Linked DNA regions of Homo sapiens: region 1 is linked to region 2. Evidence: chromatin loops called from intact Hi-C (ENCODE). Cell type or tissue: prostate gland. All regions are shown on one strand. Each heading gives the region's core, and the rest is flanking DNA. Links, peaks and the distances in the headings are about the cores only.

Region 1 (16,527 bases), core at 5,710-13,709, 110 kb after region 2:
CTGCCACTTGGTGTGCTGTGTCCCAGGCGCAACACATACACTATCTGATTTTCTACTCATTGTATGTATGGGCACGTGAGACTTGATGGATTCAATACACCACTGAAGGCTGGAGAGCACCCCTGACAGCCATTCTTATATGCTGAGCCTGTGGCCAGGAAGCTTAAAGAACTGCCTCCAATTTGGCCCCTTTCCTGGCGCCTGAGGTGTAGAAAATAGGGAAACTTGTTGAGACTTTAATGGTATGTGGATTTAAACTTTGAGAAGATTTCCAGGGCTTGTTCCCTCATGACTCAGCAGCACCCCGTTATCCCTGAAAGCCCTGCTTTGGGCATCCATGTCACCATCATCATCATCATCATCACCCTTGTGGATGACGTGCTTCCAGGAGGTTGGCGGTGCTACATCATGGGGCTTACCTAAGGCAGCGAACTTTTGAAATGCCCCTCTATCCAAGAAAGCTGGGGTCCTTGGGGTGGGTGAAGCTTGAGTCCTGGGAGGAGAGTAGGGAGGGATGGAGAAGCAGTAACAGAATGGAGGAAAGCCCCTACGTGCCCTCCAGTCCCCAGATCCCTGGAGGAGCTTCACTCTGTGGGTCAGTGGAATGGAGGCTGCCAGGATTCCTCTTTTCTTGGGACAGTCAAGCAAGGCCTGCCCTTTTCTCAGAGGGAAGGCAGAGTGTGTCCTCAGCTGTCTCCCTGAGGAGCCAGGCTGACACTGGGCTGCATCTTGGAGCCCCCCTCACAGTGGAGCCACTCCTCTTTGTGGCAGAAGGGTCACCCATGGAATCTGAGTGCCTGGCCTCGGGGAGCAGCCTGTGAGTGCTCAGGGAGGGAGGCAGGCCGTGGGTGGCTAGAGGGCCCTCCCTTCCAGCTGTGCTTGTTGGGCGGGGGCTGCTATGAGGCTTGGGTGTTGAAGGTAGAGGGTGCAGAGGGGTCATCTCATCACGTCAAGAAGGGCTGAGGTCAGAACTACGTTTCCTATCATTGTACAGTTCCCACCTCCACTTTGATATTTCCACATTATAATTGCATTATAGAATGTTTAGGATATATATAAAATAATCTCTCATAAGCCTGCTATCTTCATATAACCACCACCATCATTTTGGAGTATACCCTTCCAGTCTTTATCCCTGCTCATATTTTTAAGTTGTAATGATACAACAAATATACAAGTTCTTTTCTCTCTCTTGATGTTGTATGATAAGCATTCTCCATTGGCCATATGACCATGTTAACTTTTTTATTGAGTATAAAATGCATACCAGGTCTGGCACATAGAGATCAGAGATAATTATTACAATATGGCTTACACCTGTAATCCCAGCACTTTGGGAGTCTGAAGCAGGAGGATCATTTGAGGTTGGGATTTTGAGACCAGCCTAGGAACAAAAATTTTTTTTAAAAAAATAGCCAGGCGTGGTGGCGTGCACTTGTATTGCTAGCTGTCTCGGAGGCGGGAGGACTGCTTGAGCCCAGGAGGCAAGGCTGGGGTGAGCCAGTCTCTTACAAATGAGATGTGGCTTTTTTGGAGACCCTGTCTCCAAAAAACAAATAAATAAAATGCATACAGTAAAGTACACAAAGTGTACTAATCTTAAGTGAACAACTGATAACATTTTTCATGTACATCCACCCATGTAACCATCCCCAATGTCCCCTCATGCCCCTTCCTAGTTAGTCCACCCTCCCAGCCCCCACCAGTACTTATGATCGTAATTACTAGTGGTCCTAGAACATCTACCTTCTACCCTTTTCCTGTTGCTGGACAATTAGGGCCTTTCCAGTTGTTGATTATTGCAAATGAGATGCGCCTTTTAGCAATGCGTGTGCCCTTAAAGAGCAGCACTGCTCATTCAACAGGGAGGTTTCATCTGCAAATGGGCAGCACAAGTCTGTAGAGACTCAAGACCATAACCATTCATTTGGCCTAATTAGGAGCCAGGCTGAACCTTTTATTGTTTGGGAAAGGGAGAGTTGGAGAGTGGAAGATTTATCTTGGAGCCTTCCTTCTGCTTCAAGGTGTATCTGTGTGAGGAGAGACAATTTATTAGCCTTCATTTTAAAAATATTCCTGGCTGCTTCTTCCTCTGGTGCTTGAGGGGATCTGTGGTTGGCAGAAAGGACAAAGGGAAGTGTTTGGTTGCAACCCAAGAAGGCACAGTAAGAGAAGAAGGGGCTTGTGCAGAAGCCGAGCTGGGCTTATTTGAAAGCCAAGAACTATTGGCTTGTCATTTAGACATGAATCAGAAGGCAAAATGTTTGGGCCTGACTAGAAAGAAGAAGTGCTGAAAGTTGAGAGAGCAGGCATGGGGGGCTGTGTCATGAAAAAGAGGGAGTTGGTGGAGTGGAACTGCAAAGCTTGGAGGAGGCAGCAACGAGGTGGCGGGAAGGTGGGTGGGGGCAAGTGAAAGGGGTGCTGTCTTTGGGTTAATGCCATTAGGGGATCTGGCCCAGACGCAGCAGTAGATTAAGTTTCTGAAAGCACATTCCTGAGCAGAATAGGGGCTGTGTTTTGCTGGTTGGCTGATGTATGAGGGAGGCCAAGTGGTAGACGGGATTACCGAAGGCACGGTCTGCATTTAGAGGAAAGACTGGGCAGCGGCGTGCCGGTGCACACGCATGCACACCCACACACACTCAGCATGGTAGGCTTCCTTTTCCTCTGGCCTCTTCTCCACGCTGTCCCATGTTCATCCTCGCACAAAGCAGTTGCTGTCTGGCCTACCTGGCAAGATGCCACCTCCTGCATCCACCCTTTAGAAGGGTCATGGGGCTATAGGTCATGGGGCTTAGGACCAGGCTTGAGGATTCAGGGGTGGAGGGGAGGCCTCTAGCAGAATAATTTTCTGGTCCAGTGTTGGAAGCTGGAGGGTCCACTTGTACTTCACCCTGACCAGGTGACATCATCTTTTGATTTTCGGTAAAATGGAGCCAGAGGTCAAATCAACTGAAGAGTCTCACCTGCACTCTCTCCCTCCCTCCACCCCAGGTTGTCCTGGCCATGTGGGTAATGGCTGCTGCATGCTCTGTGGAGGTGCCCATCTCGCTGTCCTCTGAAGAGTTTTTTATTTCCTATTTAACCTAAACTTTAAAAAAAAAAGAAAAACTTTCTTGCTGCCAATGCCCTGCTTCAGATCATCTTGTCTAATTCTTGGTTTTTGAAATGCTTTTAACTTTGAACTCCTTCCTTTCACTTCCCTTTCCCTTTTCACAAGCCTCACACCAGGCAGCCAACCGCTCTACACAGCTCAGCTGTTCCCAGTCTGCTCCTGAACCAACAGCAGACCCTGCCAGGGAGCACTCCACTCCTTCTTACTGGACCCTGAGTTCCACCTCAGGCCTGTTCTCAACACAGTATGGCAAGGAGTCACAACCGACTCATCAGAGCTGGCAGTGGAAAAGCTGTTCTCAATCCCTTACCTCTAACAGTCAACCATTAATAATTGTTTATTTTTAACTTTTAAGATTTTTTGATAATTTTATTCTCCCAATTCTCCCATCATCCCTAGGTCCCACTGGTAGCTGGAAATAAAACAGGTGGTAACCAGGTAGCTACCTATAATTCTAAACTTGGGAATTTTAGTCCTCAAGTTAATGTGAAGTCTTAAGCTGCAGCCGGTATAATTGAGAACAGATCGGTCACCGCTCCTTAAGGCCTCCTAGCGCCAAGGCCAGGCATATACTCCTGAATGGTCCTGTCTCTGGCATCAGAGATCAGCAGGCAAGGTGGCTGACAAGAAAGGAAGGAGTCCCCCTCGCCACTCAACCTCATGAATCTCTGACTTTGAGAAAATGTCCAAAGTGACCAGGGGCCCTTTGTTACCATAATTTAATTTAACCCATGAATAAAATGAAGGGCCAAACTGGTATAATGGAAAAAACAAGAAGCTAAAAAAAATTTTTAAATTCTGGGTTTAAGCCTTAGCTCTGCCATTTAAGTGTTCCATGACTTTGAGCAAATCACTTGGTCTTTAGACTGACTGCCACAGCTGTGAAATGAACACAGTAATTACATCACCAGTCTCATGGGTTTTTTGAGGATAAATGGGAGAATGTATAATATTAGTATTTGAGAGCATTTTAGAAATCCCAGGCTTTATTTGTTCGCCCATGTGGTTGTCAAACATTTCTGGAGTGTCTCCTTTCTGGAGGCTCTAAAGCCCGTGTCCAGCCCTGTACTGCCCAGTTCCATTCTGGGAGTGACCCTTAGGAAGACAGTCCAGAGGGTGGCAGAGCTTCCAGTCATAACCAGAACCAATAGAGGGCTGGCTTCTTATAAAGAGAGAACTAACCCATTCCTGTGACTTTCTTAGTTCCTTATATACATGTGCTCTCTAACTCAGATTCCCACCCCAGCCGCCTTCAGGAGCAGCCACGGTGTCATGGTGCATTGTCAGTGTAGCCCGCAGAGCTGCTCACTGATGCTCCTGTGGGTTCACTGCTGCCCACTCAACTGCTGCCGTATACAGACAGCTGTTGTTTTGCACTGACAGGCTGGGCTGACCCTGGCCTTCAGCATGGTGAATCTTACAAACAGAAGCTATGTCTCTTTGCTCAGCTCCCCTAACCGCTAATTCCCATCACACACTTCACTAAGGTCACCTAGGTTCTGACTGTGAACTAGAATAGTCCATAGTCCATTAAGGACCATTGTAGCGATTTCTTTCTTAAAATATTTCTAGCTTCCTTTATCTCTGTATTAGGGTTCTCCAGAGAAGCAGAACCAATAATACATATATGTGTGTGTGTGTGTATATATATATGTATAATATATTTAATTTTGTATATGTATAATTATATATTATACAAAGATTTATTTTAAAGAGTTAGCTCATGCAGGCTGTAGATTCAGGTAAGAATTGATATTGCAGTCTTAGGGTAAAAGCAGGAAACTCAGGCATATTTTCTGTGTTGTGTTCTTCTCTGGAAAACATGTCTTTGCTATTAATACCCTCAATGATCAAATGAGGCCTATCCCCACTAGGGAGGGTAATTATTTTCTCAAAGTAAAAGATTGTCTAGCAAAGTTGACACATGAAATTAACCATCACAGTCCCCTACTGTCCACCTGAAATACACCACCTGCCTGGAGTTCTTTTGGAATATGTCTCTTTGGAGACAATGTGAAGAAATTAGATTCTCCCTAAGTCCAGCTCCCAGAATCATTAATGGCACCTTTAGACGGAGATGTTTCCACGCTGCCAGGACAATGGTTATTCCTTAACCTTTATGGAGCCATGAGCTCCATTCAAACCTCTGGATGCTTTGGATTTCAACCTTGGGTGGAGCTGACCATTGGAAGATGCAGACACAGAGACCCTGTTGCCCCAGCCCCTACCAGAGATGCATTCACTGGTTGCAGAAACAGCTTCATGAAGTCCTCTCACCTTGGCAGAGGCATATTGTTTGGATTCTCTTTGGCCACAGGTGTCTCAGAGCAAAATTGTGGTTTAATTTGGGCTATCTTATTAAGACTATCCTTTCCTAATTTTCCCCTAGTCTTGATTTTTAAATATATATATAAAACCTATGTCTTGATTTTTTCTCAAGATTTTTTTTTCTCAACTCCTCTGTGAAGTGTAGGGGTGGAGAGGATGAGAGAAGAAACAAGCAAGCAAGAACTCAATTAATAAAATAATTTATCTTTCATTTCCAACAGTCATTATAATTTTCTTCCCAGAATATATTTTCTTACTACAATTAACAATCTACCTCTTTAATTTAATTTTGTCCTCAATACCTTACAACTTAATGCATTCTATTTCTAAAGGCTTCTATTAAATAAGGCAAGACCAAAATTCATGAGTCCCACTTGAAAAACAGCAAAGCACTCATTCTCCAGTGCTGACTCCTATATTTGGATGTTTTGGAGGTTGGTGCCCTAAGAATTGGGAACATTTAGAATTTCTAACAGAGCACAGTAAGATCTGGTCCTGGCCATTGAACATCTCTCAGTCTAATGGAGAAGGTGGACTTTGTTAACACATTAGTCATAAAGCAAGCCAGCCCCATGAGTTGCCCGCCAGAAATGTGAACAGATTTTAATGGGAGCTCGGAGGCTAGCAAGGATTCATTTCCATTTCAGGGGATTGCGGAAGACTCAGCAGTTGAGCCTTGAAGAATGTGTACAAGACAACCTTGATTTTTAATTTCTGAGTCCTCACATACCTTTCTCAGACCTTTAAAAACCAAATTCAGCTCTTAACATTGTGTATTCAGACCTAGGCCCAGTTCAGTTTCTCGGATGGCACCGATACTGCCATAGAAAGTTTTATTTCCATAGTGAGATATTTCCATGGTGAGCTCAATCGAATTCTTAATCTAGCCACCAGGTGATTGTCTCTCTCTCTCCATCCTGTTCCCCGCTCACCCCATTTCTTAACTGTTTCTCATCTCTTTTCTCTTTGGGTATGAACATTTTCTGATTAAGAAAGAAACTTAGAGTGTTTTTTCCAGTACTCCCCACTTCCGCCCCCGTCTGGTTCAGTTAGCCAGTGACTCCCTGACAAAACAGGAGGAGCCATTCGCTCCAAATTGGAAAAACATTTATGTGTTGGCTTGGGCATCAGGGAATCCTGTACAAGCTTTTTGCTTTGGGATGAAGGGATGGCAGTGAGAAGGGTTGTAGGGAAAGAAAACACAGGTGGCTTCCTAAGCTGCCCCAGGAGGGGAAGGAGATTTGCAGCTGGGGCAGAGTGTGAGCCTGCTTTGGCTGGGAGAGACAGAGACAGCTCCACACAGGGGAATGGAGTTGGAAAAGGAGAGCCAGCTTGAAATTTAGTTGTTCCATACCATAAGTTATGTGTATTTTACTTTGACACTTGGGCAAGAAAATTATTGAAAGATGGCTGAGATCTAAAAGGTGCCTGAGCAACTTGAGCATCTTAATAGGAAATGAATAAGGAATACCTTATAGCTTTAGGACAAAGTTACATCAACGCTTTCTGTTTTCTACTGGATGCAGGCAGAAATTAATAGCTCACTAGAATTATCCCTGATATTCTGGTGAAATCTTCAAATGGCATTGGCTACACTAGTCCTATTAGCCCTGGTGCAAGTACCCAGACAGATCCGTGGTGTAAGTTCTGCTCAGAGCATCTTGGCAGCAAATGTCTGCCCCAAACAGCCAGGAGTCCCATTCTATATTTATCAGAGGTCACTATTTACCAAACAGACCTCAGGTTCATAGTGCATCTTCTACCAAGGACACCCTTAAGGACTCTTAACCCACTCCACCCTTGTCCTCAATTCATTCTTTGCACTCACAGCCAAATGCTTAAATACAATACTGGGTTCATTTTCTAAGCTAAGAGAAAAGGGAAGGGCTGTGTAGTATGTTGATTCAGTGAGCCAAAACACAGTTTGAGGAGCCTTTTGCACCAGAAGCCAAGGGAAAGATTGATTTGCCGGCTTGAAATCACTGGACTCCTTTAAGGAGCATGGTGCAAGATGCTTTCTTTAGAACAAAAAAGAAAACCAAGAGAGCAAATGAGTCCTTGGTTCCCTCATTTTTTAAAAACAGCTTCACACCTCAGCATCCCCTGTTTCTCGTGTGTGTGTGGAAAAGTTGAGCAATTTCTACTTTGACTTTGTTTTTAGACTTTCAGCCATTTTTGGAGTCTGGTAATAATCTTGAGCTCTATAGAACAGTGAGTCTGTCCTGCAAATAGACGTAGTGTTCACATCCAAATTAAAGGATGATCACTTCATAATGAGAAAAAATGTAAACAAAAGGAAAAAAACTTGCTGAAGTAGAAACAGCATTTATTTTCCTATAGGGAGAATTGTGATTAATAGTGAGGTGCTTACAGCCTTTCCCTCAGGCCCACTTTCCATCGCGCACTTTCTCCTAGCTTTCAGAATGGTGGTCCCTCAGCTGGCAGCATCTTCCTCTCCATCTCCGTCCTCAGAAAGTTCCCACCTCTGTTGGGTTACTAATTCCTTCTCAGTTTTCAAGACTCAGGTATCTTCTCTAGGAATGTTTCTTGACCCCTTCAACTTCCAAGTCTAGAGTAGGTTCTCTTCCCGGCTTCCTTAGTACCTTGGGTTTGCTTCCACAGCCCTTTCTTGCCTCTCTATCTGGAGGGTAGGAACTGTTATTATGCATCTGTGTCCACAGTGCTGTCCACGGGGCCTGGCACACCATAGGCCTTCTGTGAATGTCATGAAAGAGGAAGACTCCCAGATAAAACATGTTTGAGGTCTAGAAGATGAAAAAGGGCATACACAGGGTAAATTAACAATTTCTGAATTTCCTTTTCAAATTCTGATATATTTAAAGTTTTCAAGAAGTATATAAGAAAGGATAAAGCAGGGACTCAGGATACAAAGAGGTTGAAGATACAAATGGATTCAAGAAAGACTTAGAAAAATTGATGAATGTCAGAAGCATAAAACAACATTGGAAAGAAACTGAGATGTTTGGAGGAAATTCTGGAACCTCAGGGAGATGCCAGTGAATTTGGCTCCATGACCTAACACAGGGGTCCCCAACCCCCAGGCAGCAGACCAGTACCGTTCCATGGTGGTGCATGGCCTGTTAGGAACAGGGTCACACAGCAGGAGGTGAGCGGTGGACCAGCAAGCATTACCATCTGAACACCACCTCCTGTCAGATCAGCAGTGGCATTAGATTCTATTAGAATAGAATAGAACAGAACAGAACAGAACAGAACAGAACAGAACAGAACAGAACAGAACAGAAAGAACAGAACAGAACAGAACAGAACAGAACAGGTTTTCACCATTCAATAGAATAGGGTTCACCATTAGAGGGTGAACCCTACTGTGAACTGTGCATGCGAGGGATTTAGGAGGTTGTGCGCCCCTTATGAGAATCTAACTAATGTCTATTGATTTGAGGTGGAACAGTTTTATCCCAAAACCATCCCCCCCAGTCTCCCCACCCATGGTCCATGGAAAAATTGTCTTCCATGAAACCCGTCCCTGATGCCAAAAAGGTTGGGGACCACTGTCCTCACATATACCTCAAGGGGCATTTTGGAGTGGGTGGATGGGATTGGTGCCACCGAGGCTGATGGGAGTATGCAGTTTCCAGGTGTGTGGGAAGAAAAAGCAGGCCCCACTGCCCCGTCTCTCCCACCTGGAGTTCTGTTCATCACAGCCACACCAAAGTGCTCATCCCCATTCTTTCTCTCAGCTCCTCAGCCTCCGCTTTCTCTCCTCCCTCTCTTCTTGCACAGGCTGCCAGCCCTTCCAAAGCCTGTGCCAGGATCCAGCTCTGGCTCTGATGAGTCCAGACCACCAGGACTCACATTAATTTTCCCACTGCTAAGTTTATAGTTTGTATTTGGTTGATCAGAGAAATATGTGTGATGTGGGTTGCTGGCAAGTAAATCTTTTTTTCCTTCTGCTCTTTCTTCAGTATATTTTTTTTCTAACTATTTCATTCCTTCATCTAGTCCAAAAGAAACTCCCCAGTTCTGCTAACCAGCCCTACCTCAGAGCGGCCCTGAAGTCGGGTAGATGAGATGGTCTACAGACCAGACATCTGTGTTCATCTGGCTGCCAGACCCAGTGGAGACATGGCTCCATCCTTGACTTGTCTTTGAGGATTAATCGCATTTCTCGTTCTCTTATGTCTTTTTTAAAAATGAAGTATTTTTAATTGGTTCAAGCCAAGAAATTCCTGAAGCCTCAGGCCAATTCATTGCAAATCATTTAATGACATTGCAAAATAGGTTCTTTTTAGTCTCTCTCCTTCTTCCTCTCCCACTCCTCCCTTCTGGCCTGCTTTCCCCTCCTGCCCACCCCCAGATTTCTCTCTCCTGTCTTGACTTTGATTTTCAGCCCTCATCCCCCAGTCTCTTTCATCTCTTCCCCAATCCCAGCTTTCTTCCACTGCTCAAATCTGGGTGTAAATCCCACCTCAACTGAAAGGAAAAGAAAGAAACAAGATTTAACAACTAATGTGCTTGGCATCTACAAAGGTTTGTTTTTTTTTTTAATTCTTCTTCTTCCTCCCCATGGAAACTGTTTTCTTTAAATAAAAAAGAGCATGCCTTGCTTTCATCAGAAAGTGTGTTTGAGAAATTTCATGTCATGTTTCCATGGTTGTCAGGAGAGAGCTTGGGAGCCAAAATTATTTGTGCAATTGGACAGGCAGAAAAAAATCCCAAAGACAGCAAACATATTTATCCAGTCTCCCTGCCTGCAAAGGGAGGAGCAGTACTCACTCTGCCAACTGTGTTTCTAAGTGTCTCTGTAGATTACAGTGTTGACTTAGGCTGGAGTGCTGGTGGAGGTGGTGAGGACTACGCTGGAGAACACCACGCTTGTGAATTATTGTGTCCTGCCTTGTCTATGTGATTGAAAGCTCCCTGTGGTTAGGAGCTATGTCTTTTCTTCTTTGTATTTTCTGCAGTGCTTGGCATAATAGACAATTCTGCAGCACCTGGCTTGCTAAATGAATGACTCAATGATGACCAGAGGGATGGTATTTTACCAAATGCTGGTTTTGTCCCGCTTTGTGGGCTGCAGGGGGTCTATGTGCCAGGGCTAAAATACTTAGTCACTACCCCAAATGCATGGCTTCTGAGATGCCTGCCCAGCCCACAGTAAACCCCAACCACTCACCAGGTGCCAGGCTTTCTGACCTCATGAGAGCACAATGAGGCTCCAGCCTTCTGTTTCTGTAGTTGTCCCACATCCTCAGCAGAAAACTGCCATGGCGTTTCACTTGCAGATCATTTTATTTCAGAGGAATAACCTTGGGGTCATGCCAAGCTATGGTCCCTCAAGTGACTTGGGGGTTGAGAATTGTGTTGGGACTTTTTGTCCATCAATGAAGCAGTTTGGGACACAGGAGAGCCCCCATATTGTCCAGGGGCAACATAGTGAGGAGTGTCAGGGACCCTTTGTCTTCTCAGACTCTACAGCCAAGTCTGTCTGATAGCCATGAGCCAGAAGCTCAACCAGAGAAAACTCTTAGTGACTTTACTTCTCCTGCACCTCGGGTGTCTCTCAAAAAGGGACTGAGGTGCAGGGAAGGACCAAAGGATCAGCATGCCACTGAGTAGTGCTCCAGTAGAGCAGAATCCTTTGTGCCTTGTAGCATTAGCCACAGATGCAGCAAGCTGCCACAGGGACAAGTTGAGGCTTGGAGGTTGTGACAGTTGGGGAATAGAATTATCCATCAGTCCAGAAACCTGCCAGTGGCCCTGAGGCTGCTAAGTCATCCTGGCAGCATTGCCACATGAGCCCCATGCGGTGCCCCGTGACCTAATGGATCCCATCCAGACCTCTGTAGAGGAATGCAGGCTTGTCCTGTGATCCCCAGGAACAGGCAGGAGGGTAGGACAGGACTGTGCATGAGAAGTACCTGCAGGGGTAAAAGGCCAAAGTTTCTTTAAGCATTCAGCAGAGCTCATGGATATGGGGATATTGGTAACTCCATGAAGCATCCAGCGGATGGTGGCGTCTTACTTCTCTTCTTACTTCAAACAGAATCGAACTTCAATTTGCAGCTTAAAGGAGAATGCAGGAGAAGATTGAATGAATAACTCCCTTGGAAGTGATTGATAGGTTTATGGATTACACCTGGGGCATTTAACTGAGACCCAACACATCCTGTAGTTGGACACGTAAAGTCCATGAAAATTGGGGGATAAGCTTACAATTAATATTTGACAATTTGTGTTATGAGAATGCATGAACATACACCAAATACTGTAATTTAATTCATAGCTCTGCCAAGCCTTTTATTAATAAAGGAAAGATAGAGACTAGAAGGTGGTGAGAAAGAAATTCAAGAGACATTCAAGATAAAATGTGCCAATTTGCGGTTTCACATGTGATCTGCTGATGGCAGCCACATCTATGTACCTTTGACAGTCTAATTTGCTTTCTGTTTTTCCCATAGCCAAAAGGGTCTGTGCCTGATGTGCCCTTTGAATGTGAAGAGAACACAGAGTACATCACATGATGTGTGTCTGAACACATCCCTGTAGCCTCTGTGTTCAGACAGCCTACAGAAGTGATGTATCAGAGTGTACGTATTCCCTTTGGAAACTGAGCTCCCAGAAGGAAGGAACTGGGCCGGGTTCTATATGGAGCCTAAAATATCATGGGCTTTCTCAGAAATCACAAAGCTCTGTGACAAGTAAATAAGGTCAGTAAACTCAGAGATGGCCCCAAAGACCAGGACTTCTGACCTGTTGGGAGCTGAGAAACAAAAGTGGGTCTACTAGCGTTTGATTAATGCGGACAAGTTAATGAAGTAGCTGGAAAATGCACAAAGAGAGGATGCAAAAGAAGGGTGCGAGGGGAGGGAAGGTAAGAGGATTAAAGCTGCAAAAACATTCCTCTAATGGATTTCTCAAACACACCAGCCAACAGGCAAGGGCAGGTGTCCTGTCAAACCATTTCCCCATGAAACCTGATCCATCTTTCTGCAGCGGAGGCCTGCTAACCCTATTTGTAATTGAAGGGCCTGTCCCTTATTTCCAGTGAAGCACACTGAGCAGCCTAGGGACTCGGCCAGGAAACCAGCTTTGCAGACAAAGGGGCCTGGGAACAGGCTGGTTTCCTTCATATGCGCCAGCTAGAGCTCCTCTCTGCATCTGCCCCATCTGATGGCTGGTTAGGCTCTTATTGATCATGAACTCCCCACCCCTCCCTGGCCCCCTTCCTGTCCAAAAACACTAGAGAAAGGGGTCCTCTGATTTTCAGATCATTCATCACTTCATTATTCTGCCTTTGATCCCTTAGTGAAACTCAAGTTTTACTCAAGCAGCCAAATTGGGAGTGTTTAAGCTAAGGCTTAAGCTTAGGAGGCACGGGGGGAGGGGGGATAGAGGGTAGGAGGGACAGGGCCAAGGACCGAACTGCTGCTTATTTGTTTTGAAGCCAGGAAGGCTCGCCTGCCAGTCGCCCCTTGTGGGGAGCTGGATGTCCAGCTGGGGTGCCCTCGGTCCTGCCTGCACAGGCTGTTGTGCACATGTTGGCATCAGAACAGAGGGGCTGTCTGGCCGCATGGCTGACCAGTGCCCAGCTTCATGCTCCCCCACTGCACAGCCTTCTGTCTCCAACTGAGCAGCTGTCAGAGGGTGCAGCAGGAGCCAAGAGGGGATTAAAAGAGACAGTGTTTTCTACCACTGGGTTGCTGAGGTGGGTGCCTGGCAGAGTGCATGCTCCCTCCGTGCCTGGATAAGCCCTCAATTACAATGGGCAGGAGCCTGGGGCCATGAAGATGGAGATGGCATCCTGGTGCCAAACTCCTTTCAGTTCCTTACATCTTTCTTGCAAAATGATCTGCTAGCTTTAAGTATATTCTTTGCTTAAGGCAAATTTCCTTGGAATGAGGTGAAGAAAAGGAGGAGGAAAAAAAAAAAAGAAACCTCTTGGTGGAGTAGTTTGGGACTTATTCGACCATGGAGGAGAGTGCTTCACAGCGCCTGAGGAATTTTCCAGATGCCCCTGAGCTCACAATCACTCACAGCTCACAATCATTCACAGCTCGCTTTGTGGGGAGCCTCCTGACTTGGCAGGTACAGGGCGCACTGGCCTGAAGGAGGATTAAGGCCTTTGCATTTTTTAAGTGAATTGCTTTCAGAAAACAAAGTTACCGATGTTTAGCTAGAACATGTTGAGCTCAAGCAATTCCTTTCCCATAGTCCAAACCTTCCTCTTCTCTGAGAGAAAACTCATTAGCTATCTTGGCTGAGAGGCTCAGCCAGGACTGGGCTAAATAATTTGTGGGACCAAATGCAAAATGAAAATGTAGGGTCCCTTGTTGAAGCATTATTAAGAATTTTCAGATGATGAAAGCAGAGCATTAAACTGGGTGTTACCCCATCAAGTGCAGAGGCAGGTTGCACACCCATCAAGCTGGCCTTGGGCTCAGCCTTCCAAACTGTATTTATTTAGCAAGGATTTAGAAAGCATTTGCTGTATCCTCAGTACTATGCAATAGAACTTGGGGTTGGGGTGAAGAGTGAAAAATTAATAGGCTTCTCACCAGGAATTTATCGTTTAGTTAGGCTCAGATATCACACACAAAACATTAAATAATTTTGAAATCATTATTTAAAAGCCCAGGAGGCCCTACACTTACCCACAGGAAGGAATCTATGAGAGATCTCGCCTTGACCCGCAGGCATCATGCTTGTTCAGCCTGGAAAGTGAAATGGGGCAATAGAAAGGAATCAGACAGCCAATCTCTGTTTTTTGTTAAGTTTTGTGTGTGTGTGTGGGTACATAGTATGTGTGTATATTTATCAGGTACATGAGATGTTTTGATACAGGCATGCAGTGTGAAATAAGCACATCATGGAGAATGGAATATCCATCCTGTCACTGTTTTTAACACATCACTCCTTGAATAGCATGTATTTCTTACAGCACATTTATTAGACCCATTTCACTTCTTTCTTCAGATCCCACATAACGTCTCAAGAAACATTGTATTTGCAAAATAGCTTCCATTGGCCACACTTAGATATAATGTTCACAGAACATTTGTTATGCTAGGCTCTTGTCTGTTTGTTCAAAATGTAGACCAACTTCAACTATGAATTTATGAGTTCAACTATGAGTTTCTAGGCAGCATAATGGGCATCTTGTACCTAACTCGTGGGGCTCAGCTTCCAAGATATTCATTCGTTCATTCATTAACATTCATTCATTTATTCATTCAACACTTGCCAAGTGTGTACTTGGGCCAGGACCTGGGTTAGGTTCAGGGGACACAGACAGGAACAAAACTCGGTCCACGCCCCTAAAGAGTTCATAGTCTAATATTGTAATCAAAGGGACATCAATCCTTTCACAGAAACAACAGGGCTTCCTCCCCTGTGTTGGCTTGAATTGACTAAGAGTTGCTGGGAAGTTCCATTACGTGGGAAGCCTCCTGACCTCACTGAGTACCTTAATCACCAGGCACTCCTAGGGTGACACCAGTTTGTTTTTGGTCATTATCTCTTGTCTTCTGTGAGAAACCTGATTCCAGCCCTCTCTGGGTCTCCACTGGAAACAACAGCAGAGGCAGGTGCAGTCTTGCAGTGAAATTGCAGTCAGTCCCAATGCTGTCAGTCCCGGGAGCTGAGCAGAATTTGGTGTGGCCAGTATTCGGAGAAGGTGCCTTCAGGGCTTTCTGAGTACCTTTAAGAAGAGAGTGTCTGGGTAAAATATTTCCATCTGTCTTATACTCCATTAGTTTTATTTCTCCTCTTAAATTCAGCTATAATCCTGAAAACCAGATTTCCAGCTTGGAATGCATGCAGTTTTGTTGTGCAAGTGGTCCCTGTTTTACTCAGCAACATGAGTGATTTGTCTCATACAAAGAGAGATTTGTTGTTTGGACTCTTGCATTGTTTGGGAAACATTCTGCTTTTATTCTAGATGAATCTCCATGCTCTCCCAGTTTAGATCCCATGGTGCCAAGCCAGGAGAGATGGCTATGGGGCTGCCAGAGACCACAGTCTCATGTTAGGACCCTGGCTCCTCCATAGTCCACTGCCATTAAGCCACCCTAGGGTGCTGCCTGTTGTCCTGGCAGATTCCTCTTTGTCTTAGAAAACCCTTAGGGTATCCAGAGTCCTGCCCCCAGCCCCAAGGAAGGATCCTCCGTGAAGTGGGGTGTGGCTCCTGAGCAGCAAGAATCAGCCTTCTGGTTATAACCATGGCCGGCAACCAAGTGGAATCTCAGGCCTGTTACTTGTCATCGTGGATGCCTAAGGAGAACCTGGGAAGGCTGTTCTTTTTTTTTGAGACATAGTCTCGCTCTTTTCGCCCAGGCCAGCGTGCAGTGGCGCGATCTCGGCTCACTGCAAGCTCTGCCTCCTGGGTTCATGCCATTCTCCTGCCTCAGCCTCCGAAGGCTGTTCTCAATCAACTTGGAGAAAAGACATGAGCATTCTCTTGTATCGTTCCCTTCCATCTCCATTAGTTGAGCCTGCTGACAGCTCTGCTAGGACATTTGTACTTTGACCCCCCCCCATTTCTGGGGTGTAAGCAGAGCCAACTTGCCCCCACATCTCAGTGTAACAGATGGTCTGAGCCAGAGGCACCCCTTGATGGGATTCTCTCTGCACCTTTCCCCAGCTTGTATATACAAAGTGAACCCCATCAGTGATGAGGGCCCCACATTCTTACAAACTCCTGTAGACAACAAGGGGCTGGAGGAAGAACTCGGAGGATCCCCTGATATCCCCCTAGGTGTGAGCTTTGTCATGACTGACAACACCAAGGCACAAGCCCACCCTGAAATGTCACACTTTTGCTCTGCTGTCCTCCAACCAGCACCTTCCCTTCTCTTCACAGATCTCCAGGACTTCAAGTTAGATGTGCAGCACGTGATTGAAGTGGATGAGGGAAACACAGCAGTCATTGCCTGCCACCTGCCTGAGAGCCACCCCAAAGCCCAGGTCCGGTACAGCGTCAAACAAGAGTGGCTGGAGGCCTCCAGAGGTGAGTGGGCAGGAGCCCAGAGGCCAAGGCTGAGGCCAGAAGGGAAGCTGGCCTCCTCCAACCGCTCGCTGCTCAACAAAGCTAGGGCAGCTGC
Region 2 (16,527 bases), core at 3,538-11,537:
AGTCATCTTCCCCTTTCACTATTCAGCAGATTAACCTCCGCACAGGGCCTCTGGCCACACACTCTCAGTCTCCTCTGGCCTCCTGCACCATCAGTTCCCTCCAGTCCTCCAGACTCATCAGCTGCCATGATGCTGCCTCTGAGATTTTCCTGCTCACCTACTGCTGAACCACACACCCAACCCTCCTTTGCTACAGTGGTCAGCCAACAACATAGCCAAGAAATTATGGAAGTTTTGTAGAAATTAAACTAAGGCGATGAACAACAGTGGTTAAAAGTAGAAATAAAATTATGTCATTTTGGCAGTCTGCAGACTATCTACTAGAATCCTTCTTCCCCTTCTTCCTGGGCACAGAGCACAGCTATATTTTCTGGTCTTCCTTACAGTGAAGTAAAGCCATGTAACTAAATAACTAAATTCTTTCCAAAGATGTAAGTGGAAGTGTTGTATACCTTCAACAGGTCTGGGTCAATTATTCTGTGTTCTTCCACACTCTTTATGTGTGCTGGGTGACGTGGCCTTAAGGGTCTGTAGAGCCACAGGGTCTAAGAAGCCATGGTCCCTTAACTACCTTGTGAAAGAGAGCTGCGCTTCAGCCAGGAGCACCTCCCTTGAGCAATTATATGAGAAACAAACTTCTATTGTGTTCAAACCATTATACATTTGGCATGTATTTATGACAGCAATTCAGCCTACCCTAACTAGTACATCCATTAAGTGAATGAACAAAGGTACAACTGTTACTCCACCCTTACTTGACTCCAGAGAAGCATATAATTGAGAAGGAAAGAATATTTGCCTAATAACAAAAGGGAAGAAAGCCATAGGTGAATGTGAGTTATATTTGCATAAAATAAGATTGAGAAACTTTGTGCAATGAAGGTTCTTACAGCAAAGACCTGGGTTTTTCATTGTGAACTGTCTCATTGGAACTATTAATTATCCAATGGATAAAACAGAATTCCTTGGGGACATGTTCCTTGTTGATTTGTGGGCCTTAAACATATTAGGTACTCAATAAATACTTGTTAACTAAAATTAAATCAAGGGGGTAAGAATCCCAACTCCAGCCTATTTCTAGAAATGGAGCATAGCCAATTCTTTTTCTTTTTCTTTTTCTTTTTCTTTTTTTGACGGAGTTTCGCTCTGTCACCCAGGCTGGAGTGCAGTGGCATGATCTCGGCTCACTGCATTCTCTGCCTCTGGGTTTAAGCAATTCTCTGCCTAAGCGCCCTGAGTAGCTGGGATTACAGGTGCCCACCACCACACCCGTCTAATTTTTTTTTTTTTTTGTATTGTTAGTAGAGACGGGGTTTCACCATCTTGGCCAGGCTGATCTTGAACTCCTGACCTCGTGATCCACCCACCTCGGCCTCTCGAAGTGCTGTGATTACAGGCGTAAGCCACTGAGCCCAGCCGACCAATTCTTATTAACAAAGTGTAATGTCCAAAGAAGGGAATCAGAGGTTGTAAGATCTTAAAGCCATGTCAGATGAGAAACATTGAGGAAATGTAAATGTCTAACCTAGAGAGAGAGAGTGTGTGTGTGTGTGTGAGGGGATAGAGAGGGAGGGAGAGAGGTACTGAGAACCACACTGTTGTTTAATAATTTGAAGAGCTGTCATGGGGAAGAGATGTATTCCACATTCCTTAAAAGTAAAACTGTAACTAAACTTCTGTTTTATACAAAAAGAGATTCCCAACAAGTACAGACAATGGAACAGGCTGCCTTGGAAAGGACTAAACTTCTCCTTACAGGAAGTACTTCATCCAGGGCTGGCTGCTGCCAGTTGGGAACATTATAGAAGGTTATCCTGCACTGAGTATGAAATTAAGAGAGTGAAATTCCCTTTGGAAGGTTCCAAGTAGTCCCAAGAGGCTTGTACTAATAAGGCATTCGGGAGACACTCGGTTCCAGGATCACCTGTGATTTCCAATAGTCTCTGTGCCAATTCCCAGTTGTTCCCACAAGGATGACTCTTTAGCTGGTTGCAAGAGGGAGGCACAAAGAAGTCTGGGAGAAAGGAAGCCATGTGCCAAGTCACAAAATCTGTTATCTGGTATTTTATCCAAAGTCTAGCTTGTGGGGAGAGGAGAGCAGCTGATAGAGATAGACAAAGCCCTTAGCCCCCCAACATCTCCCTTACTAAATTACATCAGTTTAATGGAGCTTTTAGTCTAGAATACCTAATAGAAAGATAAAGCCAATTTGATTACCTACATCTTATTCGTTTTAAGAGATCAGTACCTGGTGGGAAGAGGAAAAGCTAACTTCACCATATAGTCTTTATGAAGATCAAGCCCAGTTAGACACCAAGGAAGGAATGCCCGAAGTTGGCAGTGTGAGGGCTGGAGGTATCTGGGGTGCTGGGGAACTGAAGGAGTGGGAGGAACAGTGGTGAAGAGTTTTGCCTACTCTGCAGTTTAGCCTGAGGCCTTGGTGCATCTCTGAGAACTTTCTCTGGGCTGAAGACATTGCTTGCCAACACCCAAACTGGGATGTCAGGACTTGTTTATAAACTGCAAACAGCTCACCACAGCTTAGCCCAGTCTTCCAGTCTAGGCCAGTCTGGTCTCCTCAGGTTCAAGCCCAGGTCTCCTTATCCCTCTCTCTGGGAGAAAGAAGCAGAGAAGGAAAAGAAGGATGCTCTCTGTGCTAAATATCTTCCCATGAAGAAAGAGTGTATCAGTTGTCTATTCTCATGTGAGTCCAGTCACCGCCTCCACCCAACCCCAACAATTTATTCCTTCTGTGTTCAATATGAGTCCAATATGACTCTACAATTTCTTTTTCAGGGACTTCTGGAATCCATCTGCAAGGAATGCCAGCTGGTGGCTCTTAAATACCCAGAAACCTAACAAAGAGTACTGGACAATGTGGAAACTTAAGAAGTGGGACAACATAGGCACTACCAGCTATCGGGGTGTAAGAGAGGGGAGTTATGGGTGAATTGCATTCAGTGAAGGCTTCACAGAGGAAGAGAAGGTGAACCTGAGTCTTAAGATTTAGTTATACAAAGAGAAAGCAAGGGAATTTCAGGTTGGAAGGACTATGCAGGGAAAAGGGAAAATAAAAGAGTCTGTTGAGAGCCAATGTATGAGAGTCTGACTGGATGAATTCACTGGAGAAATTGAATACTCTGTACAACAACCTCTCACCACCTCCAGCCTCCAAGTGCCATGCCAGCTCCATCCATGGTTGTTTATGAGTCTCTAGACAGGGATGACCATTCCATGGTTGAAGCCGGTAGATCAGAGAAGGCACACGTAATGTTTACCTGCAAAGAATATGGCAGAACCTCTCATGAAGTTTTAAGATCAAATGGAGAAAAGTTGCCTGCAGAAAAGCATGATTAAATAAATTTATAGCTGGTTTAATCACTTGACCAAATTTGTACTCATCTCTTGCCCCCAGCTCTACCATTGTTCATGTTTTCCCCATCTCTGTGATGGGTTATTCATCCAGTGGAAATAAATGGTAGTGGGTTCTTAAAAATAAGTCATCACGCACAGCTTAGATTGTTCCTGGAGATTCCCAGGATATGTATTGTCTCATGAGGTACTTAAAGGATTTTTTAGGTCCTTTCTCCAGGACCTAAATGTAGGACATTTAAAAGCCATGGTTCTAAATGTTTCACATAGTACTTGGGACGTTTATATTTTCCAGTTCTAGAGTAGTGACACATTCTATTCAGATTGACATAAGGGTATCCTAGGTCATTTAAATAATGAATGTTTCCATTTAAACCAACTCATGAGGTGAGAATAAGAAATTCAGGCTGGGCACAGTGGCTCACGCCTGTAATCCCAACACTTTAGGAGGCTGAGCAGGGAGGACTGCTTAAGCCCAGGAATTTGAGACCAGCCTGGGCAACCATAGTGAGACTTTGTCTCTACCAATAAATTTTTAAAAATTATTCAGGTATGGTACTGCCCAACTGTAATCCCAGTTACCCAGGAGGACAAGGCAGGAGGATTACTCAAGCCCAGGAGTTTGAGGCTGCAGTGAGCTATGACCATGCCACTGCCCTCCAGCCTGGGTGACAGAGCAAAACTCTGTCTCAAGAAATAATAATAATAATAATAATAATAATAATAATAATAAGTTCAAATGCCAATGCCACACATAATGTTTCTGCCATTGAAAAATATGACTTATGCTGTGTTTTACCCACCAACACACTCTGACTCACACAATTAAAGTGGTTGACCTACATCTGCAAGTCCATGTAAAATATATGCAAATGAGAAGACAACAGTGAAAAGAGAGAAAGGAGACAATTGATCATAGAACAGAAGGAAGGGTGGGAAATGTCTTTTATAATTCATCAAGACACAAATAGAGATATCTCGTTTTTTTTTAAGGCACCAGATCTACTGAGAAATAAATAAAAATTGAAAATATATATATAATCTAAAGGACAGCCTGGATATGTGGAACATCACGACTCAAAAAGCACCAAACCAGCAGAGTCCAGCAAACAAATTGTAAAATGCCAAAGCATCCTTTCTTTGGCATCACTTTGAAAGGTTGAGAATAGCTTTCCTCGCAGGTCTTGAAGAATAAGGACCCAGCAGCAGTCTGACCTGGAAGTTACAGTAGGGAGATGTAAGAACTCTTGAAATCCCTTCTCTCCCCAGCATCATGAGAGTTCTGACTGAGTTTATGAGATCCATTTTTACAAATCACAGGAGCGTATGAACTGTGGATGATTAAGGAGAGTCTTCATTTCTGAAAGACAGATGCTTCTGTGGGCAAGATGAGGCTGCCCCAGAGCTGCAACAGTTTGAGCAGAAATTTCTTCCAAAGGGGAAAACATTTCCACTTTTTGTTTCAACATTTCACTTTTTTTTCCGAAGTTCTTAAAACAGTAGTAATTATTGTTTTTCTAAGGGAATGTTGCTATTTTTGTCAGCATGGGCTTTGAACTGCTTTGACTTTTTCTCTAATCTTGCTGGCACAGTAAAGTTGTTGCTGCGTTAATGTAAAGGGCGAACATTTTGAATAAGATAGAAAAGCACAAAAGAAGACCTCCTTGAGATACTACCGAGACTAGAGGTTGTCTTTGTTAGTCAGATGTTGACAGTGCTCAGGAGCCACTCCAGCACTTAGGGGGGTGTCATATGGTAGCAAGACAGGTACTTGTTTCCAATCGAAAGATAGGAGTGACAGCATGTGATCAGATAAGAGGAAGGGACTCAGTTGAAAGGAGAGGGCTTCCATCACACTGGTTATTGTTGCCCCCTCTTGGAGCTTTGCCTGAGTTCAGGGGGCCTGTGGACCTTTCTTAATTTATTATGTACCAGTGGACTGGGTAATCAGGAGAAAGCTGTCCATTAATCCAACCATAAGTCCAAATATAGTCAACATTTTCACACATTGGCCAACCTCAATGGACAATGAAGTCTACAGGCAGCACTTAACATTTAAAAAGGGACGTTGAAAAGCACTTAACATTTAATCAGATCAAATGATTAAAATGGCTTGAAAATCCCCTAAATTGTCCTTAAAGAACATTATTATACCATTGTGTGAGACCAAAATATGCCACCCCAAAATATGAAGGATTGTTGAGCTGATGGTAATTAAGAAGAAACAGATGCAGAAAAGCTCTCTGCCCTTCCTCTATTTGCCTAAAAGCAGGACATAGATTTACAAAGACAATAGGTATCCTGCACCCTATCACCCCACTTCTACCAGAGAGAACAAAGGTTAACCACTAAAGACAGCTTGGAACTCTTATAAACCTGGAGATGGTTCCAGAGCAATCTACACAAACAAGCTTTACTAACCAGCCTTTAATTTGCCTTCCTCCAAGTTGCCTTCCCTAGAGACTTAAAGTCTTTTTCCTTTGTCTTGCCACTTCTTTAAAAATTTACTGTTCTTTGAGAACTATTCCCTGGGTATCTCCCATGTATATATAAAATAATGCATATTAATAAACTTCTGTTTGTTTTTCTCTTGTTAATCTGTCTTATGTTACAGGGGTCTAGATAGGGTTCCCATCTAAGAACTTCTGAAAGTTGAAGAAAAAATTACTTTTCTTTCCCTACACCATTTTTCAACAAAAGCAGCGTAACTTGTTGTGTGTTTTCCTTCAGTTGGGTAGGAGATAAAGTAGTGAACTTTTATGTAAAGGACAACTTTTTATTTAAAAAAATTCTTGTTTCCTTAAACATAAATTCACCGATATTATGAGATCTATCTGAGAACCAAGACCAAAGAAACCAAGGGAAGAGTAGATTCACATGTCTCAGCTCAGCTCACCTAACATTCTTGCTCATTGTGTTAAAAGATGGGCAAATCATCCCTACTCTTTAAATGGTGTTCTCTCACTCTCTCTTGCTCTCTCTTGCTTTATCTGGCCTAACATATCATTGAATTCATATCAATTAAACACAGAACTTTACTCCACAATTCATGAACATATCCTCTCCAACTCACCAAGAGCCTAAGAGAAAGCTAGAAATAAAAAGACACAGAGCTTAAGCCTCAGGACAAATTGGCCTCTGGAAAGTGCCTTTGCATTTGGCTGCTGTCTTTCTAAATGTGTGCCCCAGATTCCAGCCCTATATTATCACACTTTTCCCATTTATGATGCCTCCTCCACCTTTAAGTGTTCTTTACACAATTCTTGGATGAGACTTTTTGGTCCAAAGACCTTGAGAAAGAAGGAAATACAGATTTATGGGAAAGGGACCTGGAAAATCTCAAACAGACACATCTTTATTGCAACCGTCTGAGTCTGTGGGAGAGAGAACAGGGCCCAGAAGGATCAGCTCTGAATTTGCTCCAACTCTAGACTTCACTCCCTTCTTTCCAAGCTCCCCACTCAGGCCAATATTTTAATCTTTCAATCTCTCTCCCTCCCTCATCATCCCCTGTTTATTCACCTTTTCCATTCCCTCGTCTCATTTTCTCATTCTTTCTGATTGCCCCGCTCTCTCGCACTCATATCCCCTCGCGTATCATCTTTCTGTTGGAGCCTGCACTCATGGCCTCCTTCCACGAGCAGCAGGTTTGAATCAGCTCCAGTTGAAAATGAAGGCAGGAGGTGGGGGTGGAGTGAGGCCAGGAGGGGAATAGCCACTTTCTGATGGCCAATGTACAGTAAGCACAGCCCTCCACCCTGCCTCCAGGCTGGTCCCTGCTGTCGCTGTCTCTCTGCCCGGACCCCCCACCACACACAGGTATGTACAAGAGAAAACCTAATAATCCCCTGCAAGGAAGAGGCCCCCATCCCCAATAAGGCAGCTGGTTTCCATTAGATGTTCCAAGCCCTATAAATATTCTCTTTTCTCACTTATCTCTTATTATTTTTCCTTTCCCTTTCTCATGTTCCCGCCTCTGGATTCCCTCCTGGGAGGAGGCCTAAATTAAAACGGGAAGGCTTGCCAAGCTTTGCATTAACCATCCTGTTATGCCCCAGGCCCCTGGCTGAGCACAGCCCAGAAAAGAGCTTCTTGTTTGTCCAGTTTGCTGCTCCCCACACGGAAGGCTGACATGCTCCCAGGAAGGAGGAAGGGTTGAGCTGAGCCTGAGCTGGAGGGTGTGGCCAGAACCATCTCACCTGCGTGCTGTGGGTTGTGTTCCTGGCTAAGCCTGTTGGGTCCTCTGTCAAGCTTGTCTTGTCCATAGCAGTGGATACTGTACAGTGTCTTGGGCACAGCTTTGGAGGGCAACACTCTGGGGTTCAGATCCCAGGTCCTTTGTTCACAGAGAATCTGACTTCAGGCAAGTTACACAACCTTTCTCATTTGTACAATTGTGCTGATAACACCCACCTCAAAGGACGGTTAAGAGGATGAAAATGAGGTAACTAATGGGAAAACATTTAGCTCAAGGTCTGCAGGTAGCAGATGTTGGTGCTCTTCTCTTGCCCCTCCCTGTAGGATTTACTGTTGGAAAACCTGCCCTCCTCCTCCACCAGCCTCCCACACCTTGCAAACAGTTAACTGAGCAATTACAGAATTTAATTAACTAGCAACTACAGACTCCGAATACCCAAGGGCCTGACTTGGGGAGCATACAAATGTTTACTTTTTGTTCTCTCTCCTCCAGCCTATTTTAAGATAAAGAAAGAGGCAGAGAAAGAGTGAATATAAAATCCCTAAATTAGAACAATGTTTACAATTTTTAGTACTTCTTATAAACTAGGCAGCAAGAAGCTATGTCATTGTTGAGCCAGTGACCCCAGAGCAAAAGTTCCTCCAGGGGTGGGGGAGAGGGAGGAACTTAAGCACCTCATCCTAAACTGAGGTAATTAAGAATACAGCTACTGGGGTCAGACTCTCTCTGGACCTGGACTCAAGCTCCAACTCTTCCTAGCTGCTGGGCTCAAACAAGTTACTGACCTCACTGTGCTTCTTTTCCTCATCGTAAATGAGGCTAACAACAGTACTGTCAGAGGCATTTGAACCAGAGAAACTCCATCTTGAAGAGGAGCTGGGTAAAATGAGGCTGAGACCTACTGGGCTGCATTCCCAGACAGTTAAGGCATTCCGTGTCACAGGATGAGATAGGAGGTCTGCACAAGATACAGGTCATAAAGATCTTGCTGATAAAACAGCTTGCAGTAAAGAAGCCTGCCAAAACCCACCAAAACCAAGATGGCGATGAGAGTGACCTCTGGTCGTCCTCACTGCTACGCTCCCACCAGAGCCATGACAGTTTACAAATGCCAAGGTGTAGTCAGGAAATTATGGGGAGGCATGAATAATCCACCCCTTGTTTAGCATATAATCAAGAAATAGCTATAAAAATGGGCAACCAGCAGCCTTCAGGTCTCCTCTGTCTATGGAGTAGCCATTCTTTTATTCCTTTACTTTCCTAATAAACTTGCTTTCACTTTACTGTATGTACTCGCCCCGAATTGTTTCTTCAGCGAGATCCAAGTACCCTCTTTTGGGGTCTGGATCAGGACCCCTTTCTGGTAACAGTACTACTGACTTTATAGGGTTGCCACAAAGACTGAATGAGCTAATATAGTTCACCAACTTTGAATAGTGCCTGGCAGAGTAAGTATGCAGCACATGTTAGTCATCCTTCCCATTCGGTCAATCAGTCCTAGTTTCGTATAGCCTTGCTCCTCCATCATGGCCATTCCCAAACTGGCCCATGTGCATGGACAATCATACAGCTGGGATTTGCTCCTCCCACCTCTGCATGCTCCTCGGACGAATTCTAGCCACTTTGGTGGCTCTGCGTAAATTCCAATCCTCACCGTGGAACAAACTCTGGAACCTCCTTAACTAACTGGCCTTCCCATGAGGGATGAACCTTTGGGACGCCATGCACTGTGCGTAGGAGGGATGTCTTTCCTGTGCCCTGGACACCCACAACCCATCATCCTCATGGCCTTCCTGAAACCAGAGCCTTCGTCTGGGAGTGCAGCCCATGACAAGCAACAGACATGACCAGCACAAACAGAGCCAAAAATCTTCAGACTGTTTCAGGGAAACTGCAGTGCTTGTCTGCCCTCTCTGCCTGTCTGTTGGGCTGAGAGTGAATGGAGGGTACTGTCCTCCCAACACAGAGGCAGGTATAGCACAGAATCCCAGGACCTTAAGTCCACAGAATTGAATCCCCTGTCCTCTGCACATGAGCCAATCTAGGCTAATGGCACTTCATAAAATGACTATTTTCTGTATTTCTTGTTAATTTCTTTGCCATATAAGTCAGCCTTGTCATACACTGTGGAGTCCAGCTAGACCTGGTTCTGTCACTTCCTCAGTGATGGACATTGGTCAAGTTTTTTAACCTCTCTGAACCTCCATTCATTAACCTATAAAATGGGGCTAACAAGCTTACAGCTTTAAAGATATATCTCATCTTCCTCAATAGACTTTAGCCATGGATGTTCACCTTTATGACTACTTATTCTGCCATTTTACTACAATTTGATTCCACTTCCTTTCATTCTATCCTTAGTGCAGTCAGAAAACAGCTGGTCACCATCATTCCTATATGTAACTACCTTCCAGAGACCTGGAAACAGTTAATAAATCATTCTTCAGCCTCTGAACTTTAGGCTAAATAATGTCAATTTCTTTAATCTTCATCCCAAGATCCTATCTGAAAATCTTGAGTAATTTTATCTTTGTCTTCTGGTCTCTCTAAAAATTAACACATCAGATTTCAGTGCCTCAACGTGAATATATTATTGTAACAAGGGCCTGGTAAAAATTTGGACTGTTTAATTCATCTAATTCATCCTCAGCTTGGGGTGCCCACTAGTATCCTCCCTATCTTTTATTTTTGCATATAAATGTTGGATCACTCAAACATGAAACAGAGAAGAAAGGCCAGTGTTTATTCCTTTAAGAAGGCAGTCGTGCAACTTGTTAAACTTTATCCCATTTGCTGGGGTAAGGGAGAAAAAAAAAGAGAGACAGGGAGCTACCAAAAGGGACTCTGAAGGAAATCATCAGAGTAAGGAGAAAAGCTCTTAAGAGATGTTTTTTGCCCTCTGAACTTTTCTTGCTCAATTCTGTTCTCCCATGGTGACAGTGCAGCTAATATAAGTCTGTGCTCCACTGGGCCCCTGCTGAGCCAGGCTGGGGTAGGACAGGAAATTACCACTCAGAAAATAAATGACCTGTCCCAGAGTCTTCTGTTAATGAGTCCAGGGCATAATAAATCAAGGTGACCCAGTCTCAAGAAACACAAGCCTGTTTAAAAACAAAAAAAAAAAAAAACCAAACCCCGAAGCCCCAGAGGTGAAGAGGAGGAGAAGGGAGAGAGGGGACCGCAGGGAGTCCTTATAAATCACACCCAAACGAAACTAGTGCAGATGTTTTCCAGTTTCAGGCCCACTCAAGAGGCAGAGAATAGACGCATGTGGAAGTGAATGGAAAGAGCTATCTGTTTTGAGGGAAGACAGGAGGCGGCCAGCTCAGTGGATGGGGCCCCTCCTCTCACTCAGTGTCTCAGGCATTTAGTGGCACCGTCTGCAAGCTCTTTTTTAATGTTCTTCAGGCTGTCACGGTCCACTCTGCTTTTTCACCTCTCTGGGGTCTCCCTGTAATCAGCATGGCAGGAGTGTCTGAAGAAGGGTGAATGCCTAAATCCTCTTGGTGGAGAGAACCAAGAGCCTCTTGTCAAACATGGGTCCCAGCTTTCTACAGTAGCAGGCCCCTGTAAAAAGAGAGGTGTGGGCAGGTAAATCATGGGAGGGTCTTCACTTATCAAGTATATTGGAAGCTCTCTGAGGGTGATATCTAACAAGACAATAGAAAACAAAAATGTCAGGCTGGAAATAAATATTCCATTACATGGTAGAGAAATAAGGGGCTGTAGATCTAGGGTGAGGTATAATATGAGACTCAGTTACTTGCAGAGGGCTTCACGGGGAACCAAAATATCCTAGTGAAATGGGTGTCACTGGCCGTGTTTTACAAATGAAGAAACTGAGGCAAAAAGACGGAATAACAATATAGGCATTTCTAATGCACTTTACAGTTTGTAAAGGGTTTTCACAAACATTATTTCATTTGGACACTGCCCGGATAGTAGGCTGTTCTTCTTTTGTTATAGATGAGGAAATCTGGGATAAGAAAGACTTTTAAAACTTACAGAGCGAGACTCCGTCTCAAAAACAAACAAACAAACAAACAAAAAACTTCTCCAGGTTACACAGCCAACATGTGCAGGAACTCGGGCCCACACCCAACTCTTAATTCTAAAACTGTTGTTTTTTTCTGTTCGACCACAGCTATTTAATATTTGCCAGGGTTCTATGATGGGCTATAGGCTGATAGAAAAGGATGCTGAAAAGGAGGATAAACTTTAGCAAAGGTCTATTATTGCCTAGTTTTTTGTTGTTGTGGTGGTGATTTGTTTGTTTGTTTGTTTGTTTTTTAGTCCTCTTTACCATGCTTTAATGTTTAATGTTTAGTAGCAGCTGGTAGGTAGATGAGTGGACAAGAGGAAACTGCAGCCAAAGATGTTTTTACCATTGTTCTATGATGTAAAAACCCATCATTCAGTTATTTCCTTCCTTCCTTATAAGCACGGCCTTCTCTGCTCATTCTCTTTTATTAGCCATCATTTTTAAAGAAGTAGCAACACAACACAGCTTTTTAAAAAATTATTTCCTATGCTGAATTCAACTCCATCATATACCACCACAAGTTAATATAACATATTATATTTTTCAAAATTCTTTCATGTCTGTTACCTTCTCTGAACCTCTTAATCAGGATTGTAATTTACCTTGAAGAAACTTAGACCAGGGTGACTTGCCCATGATCTCTCCACAAGTTAGAAAGTAGATCCGTCCTCCTTTCCTGGACTGCCTCCAAAACAACACAAGGAGGGAGACACGGTTTTCCATGTTGGTTTTCTTCATATTACCCTAGTTCTGCAGTAAGACAGATATCACCTTCTCCCACCAGGACTCTCCATGAACTATTTATGTCAGCTCTTCTTCCTTTTGAAATAAAATAATGAGCATTAGTCTCGAATCCAAATAGGAGGCCAAGCATTTGCCCATCCACACAATGTCCTCAACCACAATAGGAAGAGGCCACAGCAGGCTGCCTAAAATAAACCAGAATAAACCCATAGCTTTTAATTGCCCAGAACCTAGATCTGTAGAACAGCAGACACACCCATGAAAATTACTAATGTTCCAAGTATTTTAAGTCAAATAGTAGCCTTCTACCAAGCCAGACCATGGCTTTAGGTTTCCCTTCCTTGTTTTTTGTTTGTTTTTTGGTTTTCGGTTTTGGTTTTTACTTTGTTTTCCGTTTTGGTTCTGCTCTGTGAGTCCAAATCTTTCATATTCAGATGTTGACTCTCAGCTGGGTGCCCAGAAGCAAGACTCCCAGTATGTGAGCTTTCCAATGAATTCTGCCATGTCAGTCTTCTATTATGAAAGTCAGTCATTCATTCCACAAATGTTCTCAAATTCCTACTATGTACCAGTGACTGTGTTAAGTACTGAAGAAGATTGAAACTTATGTTTTATACTAGCCTTGCCATTAACTAGCAGAGAGACCTTAGGCAAGACCTTCCCTCTTTATGGACATTCCTGCCTCTGTAAAATGAAAGTATGGCTTGTTTGGTCTCCGGGTCCTTTCTGACCCTGCTGCTCTACAGTTCATGGGAATCTGTGTTGATGAAGTAGGCTTGGATACAGCACCTAAAAAGAAGAATGTCCTTTTGATATACTAGTGCAAATAACTGGCAAAGGAGGAGGTAGAAATGGAGATTATATTTTCCAAGGAAATCAGATTGCAGATTGTAAGTGTGGCTACTGAGTTTTTAAATTCCATTTTATAGGTCACCAAAAAATTCTCAAATACAAGTATGCATGTCAGCTCATGCATAATATTTTTCACTCTTTTGTTTTAACTAACATTGTTTTGTATATACATTCTGTGTATCAAAAAGTGCAGTCTCCTCTTTTTTTTTCTTCTATTTTTTTGAGACAGAGTCTCGCTCTATCACCCAGGCTGGAGTGCTGTGGTACAATCACTGCTCACTGCAGCATCAACTTTCTGGGCTCAAAGGATCCTCCCATCTCACCCTCCTGTTTAGCTGAGACTACAGGTATGTGCCACCACATTCGAGTAATTTTTTTTTTTTTTTGGAGACACAGAGTCTCACTATGTTGCCCAGGCCAGTCTTGAACTCCTGGGCTCAAGCCATCCTCCCACCTCGGCCTCCCAAAGTGCTGAGATTATAGGCAAGAGCCACAGCACCCAGCCTTTTATTTATTTATTTATTTATTTATTTTTGATAATAATAAAATAATTTTTTCACTAACTTATATAAGTTTGTTTATATTTTCATTTCTTTCATTATTATTGGGCTGATCTGTTTTCTATGTGTTGAGTAATTTTCTGTATTCCCCTGTTTGAAGAGTTTATTCATGTCTTTTGACCTCGTGTTTAGTAATGTTTGAAAAACATGTTAAGGTTTATGTAGACCAAATTCTTAAGCACTGCTGATATTAGGGATCTCCAAATATGAATACATTCATCATGAGGGTGGTGGGGAGTTTTGTCTTTGTTCATTGAAGTATTCGAAGCACTTAAAATAATGGCAGGTACACAGTAAAGGAGGTGCTCAATACATGATTATTAATATGTTACTACATTATCATTAATATTTATGAGATACTTACAACATGTTGGGACAAATATGAGCACTTCAAATTTGCATTGGATAATGAGAAGAAAATAAGGTCAAAACAGCAAGGAAAAAGAAGTTGTTTCTCACTTTAGAATTTTAAAAAATCTACACAAGGTGAAGAAGGCAAGGTAAGAAGCTGCTAAGGAGTCCTTTGAAGTAATGGCTGGACACTGCCAAAACAAGACACAGGTATTGGACTGTGCTGTGCATATGAATATGTCAGACTAACTGCAATATCCCAAGACGAATTTAATTCAAGAAACAAACATTTTCGGCCAGGTGCGGTGGCTCACGCCTGTAATCCCAGCACTTTGGGAGGCCGAGACGGGAGGATCCCGAGGTCAGGAGATGGAGACCATCCTGGCTAACATGGTGAAAATGCGTCTCTACTAAAAATACAAAAAAAAATTAGCCGGGCGTGGTGGCGGAAGCCTGCAGTCCAGCTACTCGAGGTTGAGGCAGAAGAATGGCAGGAACCTGGGAGGCGGAGCTTACTACTATATGCAGGGACTGAGCTAGCCACAATATACATATTAGTGTATACAACACAGTCCCCACCCTGGGCAACATGGCGAAACCCCAACTCCACAAAAAAATACAAAAATAAGCCAGGAATGGTGGGTGTCGCATGCCTGTAGTCCCAGCTACCTGTGGTCTGAGGCTGAGGGATCGCTTGAGCCCGGGAAGTCATGGAAGCAGTTAGCTAAGATCGCACCACTGCATTACTGCATTCCAGCCTGGGTAACAAAGTGAGACGCTGTTTCAAAACAAAAAGCAAATGCACAAACAAAAAACAGTCCCCATGTATCCATACGATGGAAAAGCATTCATCAAGGAAAAAGACTGAACTACTGATACATACGACAACATCGATAAACCTCAAAAACCGCATGCTAAGTGAAAAGTGAGATAGCAAAAAAATACATAGTGTATGATTCCACTTACATGAAATGTCCAGACAAATCTTTAGAAAAGAATCTACAAACTTACATGAAATGTTCAGACAAATTTATAGTAGATCAGTGGTTGCCCAGGGCTGGGAGTGGGAATGGGGTGACTGCAAATGAGTGTGAGGGATCTCTTCCAGCTGATGAATTATTTTAACACTAGATTGTGGTAATGGTTGCACAACTCTGTAAATTTACTGCAACACCATTGAATTGTACACTTAAAATGAGTGGATTCTATGGTGTGTAAATTATACCTCAATAAAACTGTTTAATTAAAAAAAAAAAGAGAGAGTGACAAACATGATCTGTGCACTCTCAAAGCAAAGCAAAGTCCCCAGAGCAGACAGACAAATAGAATACTATCTGTTAAGGGCTGCCACTGGGATGAGCCCAGGAGCCAACAGGAGCACTGGGACACCTAACCCAATCTAGGGGCTTAGGGGAAGTTTCCCAAACAAGATGGTATTCCAGGCAGAATAAATGGGAAGTGAGAGAGCAGGAAAGGCACCACAGTAAGTCAGTGACAATAGTATTCACGTCCTGGGAGGTGATGCTGAAGCCAATGGCCACCTTGATTTGAGTTTACCAGGTTTCAGAAGAAGTTAAACACTGAAAATACTTTGTATATTAATTATAACTACCATTTATGAAGCATCTTGCCATGAGTCAAGAACTTTACATTCAGTAACAACAATCCTGCAAGACAGGATTACAAATGAAGAAATTAAGGCAAAGAGAGGCTATGTATGAAATACATACTTAGTATGAAATAACAGAGCTGGCATTCAGACACAGGCCTGAGTCTAAAACTATGCTTTTCCAATCCCATTGTCTGCTTTTACCACCACATAGACACATAACTATTATGGGATATGAAATTAATTAATTAATGGCCTCTGCTGAGAAGAATGTAGGTTTTGCTGATGTACTCTAAAGAATTCGTAGAATTCATCTGCAAAGAGTTTTGCAAATGCAGTTTGACAGGGTCTCAGAACCATGGCCTTTGTAATTTATCTCTGTCCCTAGCACACTGCTCTGTAAACAGCAAGCAGGCATTTGAAATGTGCCATCCTTAGCTTAGGATGTGCGAGTAAAATTCAGTATTCTTGATTTGAGATAAATTAAAGGACATTTAACTTCTAACTCTTCTTCCTGAAGAGTTAGCAAATTCTGGAAGGACACAGGAATCCAGTCTAGCACAAAGGTCTAATAAAAAAATCCTCGTTAAATGCCTTTCAATAATCATTTTAAATGATCACAAAAAGTGCTTAAGATGATATGGTCAAAACAAACATTATTTCTTTAAAACTGTATTGTTTCTCTTTGAGATTTTTTGAGAATTGCTCCTTCCCCTCATCTTTGGCCCAAGTGGCCCAAGTGTATCTACCCTTTATGGGAAAATTGTGAGTCTGCTTGGGTGAGGCAAAGACACACATT

The links. Peaks named below come from ENCODE experiments on the same cell type or tissue, not always from the same donor. Only the 100,000 strongest peaks of a DNase experiment are listed, where the experiment ranks them.
Region 1: a loop joins it to region 2, with 2.6 times the contacts of the local background. A loop is called at or near these places in 13 of 110 quality-filtered maps.

What each region holds. Positions count from the first base shown.
Region 1 is chr3:113,252,013-113,268,539 of GRCh38, forward strand. BOC (BOC cell adhesion associated, oncogene regulated) reads left to right here. Exons shown (of 20, transcript NM_001378074.1): 5 at 16,287-16,433. It overlaps LOC124909409 (a long non-coding RNA gene), which reads right to left and starts at 16,287. Exons shown (of 2, transcript XR_007096006.1): 1 at 14,080-16,287; 2 at 7,753-11,491. RefSeq lists an enhancer at 13,038-13,656. In prostate gland, for the core only: no CTCF peak of the experiment used is centred there; DNase peaks (open chromatin) are centred at 10,229, 11,189 and 12,429; H3K27ac peaks cover 673 bases.
Region 2 is chr3:113,141,058-113,157,584 of GRCh38, forward strand. All of the region lies in intron 1 of NEPRO-AS1 (NEPRO antisense RNA 1), which reads left to right. LINC02044 (long intergenic non-protein coding RNA 2044) reads right to left here. Exons shown (of 4, transcript NR_110823.1): 3 at 12,215-12,431; 4 at 1,293-3,278. Among named protein-coding and RNA genes, the nearest start is that of LINC02044, 18 kb to the right of the region's middle. In prostate gland, for the core only: no CTCF peak of the experiment used is centred there; a DNase peak (open chromatin) is centred at 7,514; H3K27ac peaks cover 3,205 bases.